2 separate regions of the Homo sapiens genome follow, and region 1 is linked to region 2. A link is a contact called in ENCODE Hi-C or POLR2A ChIA-PET data. All regions are on one chromosome and are shown on one strand. The core of a region is the stretch at or near the end of the contact, and the rest is flanking DNA. Distances in the headings are between cores, read along the strand shown. Region 1 overlaps STIM2 (stromal interaction molecule 2). Region 2 has its middle 38 kb from the start of CCKAR.

Region 1 (4,642 bases), core at 1-2,500, 430 kb after region 2:
TCATTTAGTCCTCACAAGCTTATGGGGTAGATCCGTATCTTATAGGTAATGTAACGGAGACCCAGAGAGGTTAAACACGAGTTCACAGAACTGGCAAGTGGGTGAGACAGAATTCTCACAACAAGATTCACATCCTTAACCAGTACTCTTGCCTCTTGAGTAATTGAACCTTGACTCCTTTGAATTATAAAACTTGCTTTATTTCAAACATTTTGGAGTCAAATTATTTCTAAAACGTGTGACTTATTTCTCTACTTTCTTAATCAGAATGTATTGGGTACAGTTAATGGGTACAATATTAGGGTTAGTACACATGCAAAAACACAGATACTCTTAAGGATTGTTGATTTGTGTTCCACTGTTCATGTTCAACCTTATTTTTCATGGTTTTGAATTGCTGTAATATCTAGTTTTCCAAAAGCTTTTTACTTAAATACAGTATAACAGTACAGGAAAGGGCTCAAATCATCAGTATACAGCTCATTTCAACCATTTTTAACAAAGTGAATACTCACATGTTATTAGCACCCAGATCGAGAAACATAATGTTGCCTTTACCCAGAAGTCCTTCATGTCCTCTTGAAATCAGTATGTGCCTTTGCCTAAGGTTAACCACTGTCCTTACTTTAATACCATAGATTTGCTTCCCTATTTTTGAATGTGAATAAATGGAGTCATCAGCATATGATTGTATCAGCTTATTTACTGGACAGCTGTCATTTTATTTTTTGGTATCTGCTAAGACTGGAAAATAGGGGTATCAAGGCTTGAATTGTAAATCTTGATGGTATGAAGGATCCTCCTTTAACTAAAGCATGTAGGATTTTAATGTGTGATATTTGTGACATAGTTTTCATTTCTGACTATTTTTTCAGGTTTATGTTTTGCCTGGGTGAATTCAGAATGTAACTTTCAGATATACAAATTGTTTACCTTGGTTACCAGGCTATGTAGTTTATAAGAGCAGTAAAACTGAAAATATAGCATTCAGTGCTAGTTGTATTATGAGAATGAAGCCAAATTTAGCACCTCAGGTTATATATATATATATATATATATATATATATATATATATATATATATATATATGTATATGTCTATTCATGTAAATATGCAGTGTTGATTTATCCTAATTACTGAGACATTCCATTATGGCTTATTGAAAATTACATATAAACCTTATTTTAAATCTGATTTTTAGATACTTGAGTTTTAAGAAGCTGATCACCATGCGCCAGTTCCTCTTATTTGACAAACAAGGAAGTTGTGGCTATGTGAGCTCATAATTTGAGGTTCAGTGGAACAGAGGAGAACTGTGACGGGCAGAACATTTACTTTCATATTCTCTGTAAAACCAAATCAGTGAGAAGGATGCAAGGAGAACTAGGACAGTATATGAACTTTTTCCTTCTTAAAGCTTTTTCTGTGTAGGAGCATATTCATATAACTGAGAAGATTGTTTGAAATTTTAGCTTAAGGCTAATATATTATTTCAATATATACTCATTGAACACTTACAGATATTGTTGTAGGTATTGGAGCAATGAAGAAAACGATGAGCTTAATTTCACTGAGGATAAGACAGTTAACAAGTAGACAAATATTTATCAGGAGATGATAAATGCAATGAAGGAAAATAAAATAGGTGAGAAGGTAGAGAATGTTAGGGAAAGTATATGTGTGTTTGCTGTTATTTAAGGTGGTCAGGGAAATCTTCATAGTTGACATTTGACAAGAGAGAAGGGAGAGACAGAGGGATGAGACCCTTCAGGTGGAGAGAATGGCATGTGCATGGGCCCTGATGGATACCATTGTTGGATTTTTGGAGAAACTTCCAGGAGACCACAGGGCTGGTGTAGAGTAAGCAATGGAGAGAGTAATAGATAGATCAGAGAGGTTGTCTGGGCTAGAATGTACAGTCTTGTAGACATCATCTACAAGATGTGAGGACATTGTCATTGTATGTCATGTACTCTGAGATGGGGAGCTACTGCAGGGTTTTTGAGAAGTGTGACATGATTTGATTTATGTTTGGAAATGATCACTTCAGCTCTTTCACTGAAATGACACTCTAGAAGGTCTAGTCTTAGAGCAGGGAGACCAATTAGTAGGCTTTTGTCCGGGGAGAGAAAGTGCTAGAGCTCCCTTGTTAGCTATGGAGGTGGTAATAGGTGGTATAGGTGGAGCTATATGTGGATGCTAAATACAGTGAAAGCCCTTCTGTTCTGTTGTCCTGAAAATCAAGTTCATTGTTATATGAACTTTATTGTGAAGTAAAGACATAAAAGCTTATGCCTTTATAGGATATAATTTAAAGAGCTAGGAAATTGGAACAACCCGTAGTGTTCAACTGCTGAATGTTACAAGATACAATAAGCACCAAACCAAATAATTAAACTTTTTTTTTTTTTTTTTTTTTTTTGCCTCTTGCCTTGTCCGTGATCCCTTTAAAACTTAGAATTTATTTGAGCTTTTTTTCTTTACTGTTTTGTTTGATGTTGCTTTCATTTTCTACTTGGGTTAAGATGTATCTTGCTAATAATCTAAGATCACACCGTGCTGTTACAGAATTACAGACTTTGATTGAACTCAAGGAAGTGGACAAAGCCTAAAGCTCAAACTGTCTGCTAATTACAGGAACTTCTCCGGTGTATCCCTTATAGACTGTCATTCATTAGCTCCTCAGATACTTTGGGTGGTTGGGAACTTATTGCTCCTGAACAACTTTTCCATTAGTAGGCAGTTCTGGTTTGTGAGAAGTTCTTTGTTGCATTAAACTAAAATCTTTCAGTACTTTCTTTGGGTTCTAGATGTATCCTTTGAAGCAAAGAGTGGCTATTTTTTCTCTTAATGTTTTAAAAGACCCTGTATTAGGGTTCTGTACAGAAATAGAACCAGAAGGAATGAATGTATATGTTCATTATTACAAATTAATAATATAATTTTATATAGTGCATATCTGTAATTATATTACCAATTATTTAGTTGCACTTAAAATACTCAAAGATGTAACTTAAAATAATTAATTGTTTTATACATGTATCTACATATCTACATAGATAGACATAGGTAAAACATAGAGACTTATTTCAAGGAATTGGCTGAGGTAATTGAAAAGATCCAAATCCAAATCCAAAATCCATAGGATAGGCTGGCAGATTGGAAACTCTTGGGCAGGCGATGATGCTGCAGTCGTGGGGCAGAATATTTCTTTCTCAGAAAAGGCTTTCCTGCTGATTGGATCAGGCCCACCCACATTTCCAAGAATAATTTCCTTTGCTTAAAGTCAACTGATTGTAGATGTTAACTGTGTTTACAAAATACCATCACAGTAGCACCCAGGTTAGTGTTTGATTGAATAACTGGATACTATAGTTTAGACAAGTTGATACATAAAACTGTCATAGTCCATCCTTGTCAACTTGGCGCCCATACACATCTTCTTAAATGATACTTAATCTCCAAATGAACGCAATAACAAAGTCATACTTCTGCCTAACATAATATGAATATCCTTCAAACAACTGAAAACATGCCAACCCTTTCCCCAGAAGAGGATGCGGAGTCCCTGGGTAATGTTCATTCTCCCTAATAAGCTATAACTTAAATATCATGATGTAAAGTTAGCTATTATTAATATATCTTATGTCAGATGATAAAGGGATTAAAGAGCAAGAAAACAAAGATATTTGCTAAATATTTGAATACATTCGTTACAAAATAAGACATAACAGTTACAGTTTTCTGTGGCTGGTCACATGGTCGTAGCTGGTTTTTGTTTATGATTACCTTCTTGCACTATCCATTCCATTTTTCCCTTTCCCTTAGCAAGCACCTTAGCTCTTTGTGGTTCTTTGCCTGTTGGGGTGATCCAAAACTTTGTTCCTGAAGGGTCTGGGCATACCCAATTTAAGTAGTCCTTAAATTGGGTTATTGTAGTTTTCCATTGACTTTAATCACAGAGCATGGCAGTAATTACAAGATCTCTTGTATTCCGGACTTAGTCTTTTAATCACAGAGCGTGAAAGTAATTACAAGATCTCTCGTATTCTGGACTTAGTCTTTCATACCTCCATTGTATGGTAGCAGTTGAATTTCTTCTTAGTAACCAGCAACCCTGGTCAGTACACTAACCCTGGGTCTTCTTTGCCTGTTCATTCTGAGGCATGAGGAGTTCAAAGTGGCCAGGTGGTAGTCTTAATGTCGGTTCAGTGGAATCATTCTATCTCCCAGTGGAAACAGTCCTCTTTTTGGAAATAAGGCCTCTAGACCAGCAGAGGATAAGGTTAAAGAATAGGCAACAAAAATTTCGCTAGTGAAACAATAGGGATAATAGTGAGTGGCCCCACTCTTATTTCTCTCTCTGGATTCTGGGATCCATGAATCCTGGCCATGGGAGAAATAGCACCATACATTGGATGCTGATTTAGAGCATACATAGCCTCATGGAAAACATTGCACAAGTTTTTGTCACCTTGCTGACAACGTAACTGAGTCTTCAAAAATCCATTCTACCATTCTATTAAGCCAGCTGCTTCAGGATGATGAGGAACATGGTAAGACCAGTGAATTTTATTAGTATGGGTCCACTGTTACACTTCATGTGCTGTAAAGTGTGTTCCTTGATCAGAAGCAATGCTGT
Region 2 (4,116 bases), core at 1,331-3,830:
CAGAACTGGGATAGAAACCAAAATTTGATTCCAAAAGCCTTTGTTGCTCTCCTTACACCTCACAGGTTTTCATTGTTACGGGGGAGCTACAGGTGAGGCTTGAGACTCACCTAGGGCCTCTGAGCTGGTCCACAGCCCGGCTGCTGATCAAACCCAGCCTCGCCCAGTTGAGCTGCTCTCCATTCCATGTTTGTTTTAGTTTTGCTCCTGCTTTTGCAAGGGAAGCCCAGTACTCAAGGAGACAGGGCACAGTTAAGAAAACCAAGTTCTTGGAACAGGCCCAGATCTGTACCAGGCTCTGGGCTTGAACATGACTGCAGAAATGTCAGGAGTTGCTCCCGGAATGGATAATTGAGTCCAGGGAGGTGACTCTTTCTCTGTGTGGATTAACACATGACTATCTCCATTGCCTCCCTGTGGCCCGTAGTGGTGATGGTTGTCAGGAGTGCTGTGTGTCAAGAAGGACCATTCTCAGCAAACTAACACAGGAACAGAAAACCAAACATCGCGTGTTCTCACTTGTAAGTGGGAGTTGAAAAATGAAAACACATGGACACAGGGAGGGGAACATCACACAATGGGGCCTGTCGGAGGGTCAGAGGCAAGGGGAGGGAGAACATTAGGACAAATACCTAATGCATGCAGGGCTTAAAACCTAGATGATGGGTTGATAGGTGGAGGAAACCACCATGGCACATGTATACCTATGTAACAAACCTGCACGCTCTGTACATGTATCCCAGAACTTAAAAACAAGGATTCAGAGGCTGCATCTGCGGTTAACTAAAGGGCATTATGAGCAGTGATGCCTGGTGTGTGAGATGGAGACTATGCACAGACACCAGTTATTTTCCTTCCTTGGCCTTAGGTGACGGTTCTCAAACATGACCCTGCAACAGAATCACCTGAGGGTTAAAACTCAGATTACCCTTCCCCAGCGTTTCTCATTCAGGATATCTGGATTAGAGCCCAAGAAACTGTTTAAGAAGTTTCAGGTGAGCTGATGCGAATTCAGAGACCCCACTTTGAGAACCAGCAGTCTAGGGGTGTTAGCCTGTAACTACCTTTCCTTTGCCACTTTTTTTTCAATTGTGATTTGTATCTTCCTGCACTCACCTCCCAGCCCACCAGCCCATACACCAAAAGAAAAAAAAAAAAAGAAAAAAAGACCAAACGACCCAGAATACAGCTAGGCAGCTCAGGGGACAGGCGTAAACAGTTTTTTTGTTTGTTTTATTTTTCCCAAGTCAGGCCTGCATTTCAGCCCCTCACCTTCTGAGCTTAGGAAGGTCAGCTAGACACTCTGGCCTCTGTTTCTTCTGTAAAGGGGAAGATTGTGATAGATGGGCTCAAAGGTGACTTCTGGCTGGAAGTTTCTATGATCTATGACTGCTATCAAAAGCTTCAATGCTGCTACTAGAAAATAATCATCATCACTACTTGCTAAACACCTAAGGTGCCAGAAAGTGTGCTAAATACTTTACCTGCCTGATTGCATTTCTAAAACTTACAGCAACTCCGGAGAGCAGGACTTCTTATACCCATTTCATAGATGAGGAAACTGAGGCACAGAGAAGCTAAATGATGTGACTAAGGGGACGATGTCAATGATGTGAGAGCTGGGGAATTGTAGGGGCCGTTGGAGCATGGTATGGGAAAGGAACATGAACCTGAGAGGCACATATCTTTGAACTTTATCAGATTCAAGCTTCCTCACTCCCAGCTCTGTGGTTTTTGGACAGCTCACTTTATTATATTTCTCTAACCTTAAGTTTCCTCCTGTAAAATGGGGTAATGTTATCTGCCTTATTGAGGTTGCTGATAAACATAAAAAAACTGAATATGAAAAGTGCCTGGCATGAAGTTGACCCTCAGCTAATTCTAGGTTTGATCTGGGCAATGTGGAAACTCAGCTGTGTTTTGGGGTGGAAGGCAGACCTGCACATGGGAAGGAAGGTGGCTGAATTTTCACCCTACTGAGACTTATCCCTTGGTGGAGGAGGTGAGGGGCCTTCACCCATGTCTGAGCAGCCATCTGTATTCTCTAGTAAGAAGGGTGAATGCTCCCTGTTCTCAGCCTCCCAGAACCCATGTTTATCATCATGAATTAAGCTGCATAAAATTCAGGAAGCTCCTGGGGTAGCCGAGAATATAAAAGTTGAGCTGGGAGGAAGTTAAGATAGATCTCTCTGCCTTTGCTGTAGAAACAGACGCTCTGCTCAAGGGAGATTGTGCTAGGAATTTGAATCCCTGCAAAACACCGAGGCATTTCAAGCCACAGAAGGCTAACGAGGGGGATTTTTAGTAGAGGGAATGAATCCTGGGGGGAAAAGGATGAAGTGGAGCCTTCCACGATACACAGCACAGACAGGCTGAGTTACTGCTGGTGATGGAGCCAGAAAGTCAAGGACGTAGAATTTAAAGAGCCCTGAGTCAATAATGGAACCGGAATGGAGGATGCATCAGGGCTTATTGCCCCTCCTCCCCTCACCAGCCTTCTCACCTGCCCATTAGGAGGCAGCTTTCCCTGGGGAACAGGTGTGGCCATCAGCAAGCCATGTTTCTAAACAAGCTCACTGACTCCTTCCTCCCCTGGATGTGTCCTAATCAGCGTGAGACAAGTCAGAGTTTGAGGGTCACACAGGTGTGCAGGATCTCACAAATGCGGAACCAGCTAGACTAGAAGGGCCCCCGCACTGGGTTTTTCTCACGCAAAGCAAGGACAAGCAGAAGCAAGTAATGAAAATACATAAAAAGGTACAAAAGCAAATGTTGACATTAAACAGAAGACTCCTTTGAACCAGAAGAGGGACATGGGTAGCCAAACACAAGCCAGGCTCAAGTTTCCTGTCTCAGCAGGGGAATACGCTGAGATTAGCGGTATTGATTGTTCATTTATTTTTGAGATAATCAAGTTACAGGCTGATTATAAAATTGCATCTCAGCAGTGTGCCTTGACTTTTTTTTAAATCTCCCATTAGTCTGTCTGGGTCAGCCTGGCTGTGGTCACAGGGGGGCTGCCAGAGGCCCACACAGCAGCATGATACCCCTATACCTGTTGCTTCCCGAGGCCACCGAGGTCTCGTGAGTCAGGGCTTGTGACAAAGAGAACCTGCCACATCTGAGCCTGAACCCTGGCACACGAGGAAGCAGGCCCAGGAAATGAGATTGTCTCCATTCCCTGCTCCAGCTCCTCCTCTGTAGAAGCCCATTTGTGTAAACGGACGGTGCTGGACTGTGGATGTGCAGGGGTGTGTGGGCAGGAGCAGGGGCAGCAGGGCAGGTGACTGGACCTGAACATGCCTGCAGCCAGGGTAGGGAAGAAGTGTGCTATGAGCTGTGGAACCAAAGCCCCAGGGCAAGGCCACTTGGGATAGGCAGAGAGAGATGGGCCACTTCCTTTTGTTTTTTTTTTTTTTTTTTTTTTTTGAGACAGAGTCTCGCTGTTGCCCAGGCTGGAGTGCAGTGGTGCAATCTTGGCCCACTGCAAGCTCCACCTCCCTGGTTCAAGCAATACGTGTACCTCAGCCTCCCAAGTAGCTGGGATTACAGGCACGCGCCACCACACCCAACTAATGCACTTCCATTTTTTTGCAGCACCTTCCTTATATGTTACAGAGTGAAGGAATGCTTCCTAATCCCACAGCCAAGAGAAATGAAAATATGGGTTCCTGCAAAGAACAGTGGATGTTTAGAGCAGCTGTATTTATAATGTCCCCAAACTGGAAATAACCCAGATGCCCATCAACTGGCAAAAGAATAAACAAACTGTGGCTTATCCATGTGTGGTGGGTGGAGTGACGGCTCTTCCCAAAGTTATATCTGCGTGCTAATTCCTGGAAGCTGTAAATGTGACCTTTTTTGGAAAAGGGGTCTTTGCAGATGTAATTAAGGCTTTTGAGATGAGGCCATCTTGGATTGTCTGAGTGGGCCCCAAATCCAATGACAAGTGTCCTTGTAAGAGGCCCACAAGGGGAGAAGAGGAGAAGGCCATATGACGACAGAGGCAGAGACTGGAGTGGTGCAGCCACAAGCCAAGGGCCCCTGGAGCCACCAGAAGCTGGAAGAGACAGGAAACTGAAATCCCCTCTAGGACCTCTGGAGAGAGCACAGCCC

What was found. A loop is a pair of places that touch in the nucleus more often than their neighbours do. ChIA-PET counts read pairs that join two places held with the same protein, here RNA polymerase II (POLR2A). Pooled maps may share reads with other maps.
Region 1: a map of tibial artery shows a loop between it and region 2 (4-fold over the local background). The contact joins two enhancer-like sites. A Hi-C loop is called at or near these places in 1 of 168 maps with a recorded cell type or tissue (tibial artery), 1 of 37 single-sample maps with no recorded cell type and 7 of 50 pooled maps. POLR2A ChIA-PET finds 5 or more read pairs at or near these places in 1 of 52 experiments (CD4-positive, alpha-beta T cell).

The regions. Positions count from the first base shown.
Region 1 is chr4:26,884,786-26,889,427 of GRCh38, forward strand. All of the region lies in intron 1 of STIM2 (stromal interaction molecule 2), which reads left to right. Among named protein-coding and RNA genes, the nearest start is that of STIM2, 26 kb to the left of the region's middle. Within about 2 kb of position 1,251, at least 9 of the 41 ENCODE cell types and tissues checked have a DNase peak (open chromatin) inside an H3K27ac peak, as active enhancers do.
Region 2 is chr4:26,450,216-26,454,331 of GRCh38, forward strand. No RefSeq gene overlaps it. Among named protein-coding and RNA genes, the nearest start is that of CCKAR, 38 kb to the right of the region's middle. RefSeq lists an enhancer at 2,656-3,194. Within about 2 kb of position 2,581, at least 4 of the 41 ENCODE cell types and tissues checked have a DNase peak (open chromatin) inside an H3K27ac peak, as active enhancers do.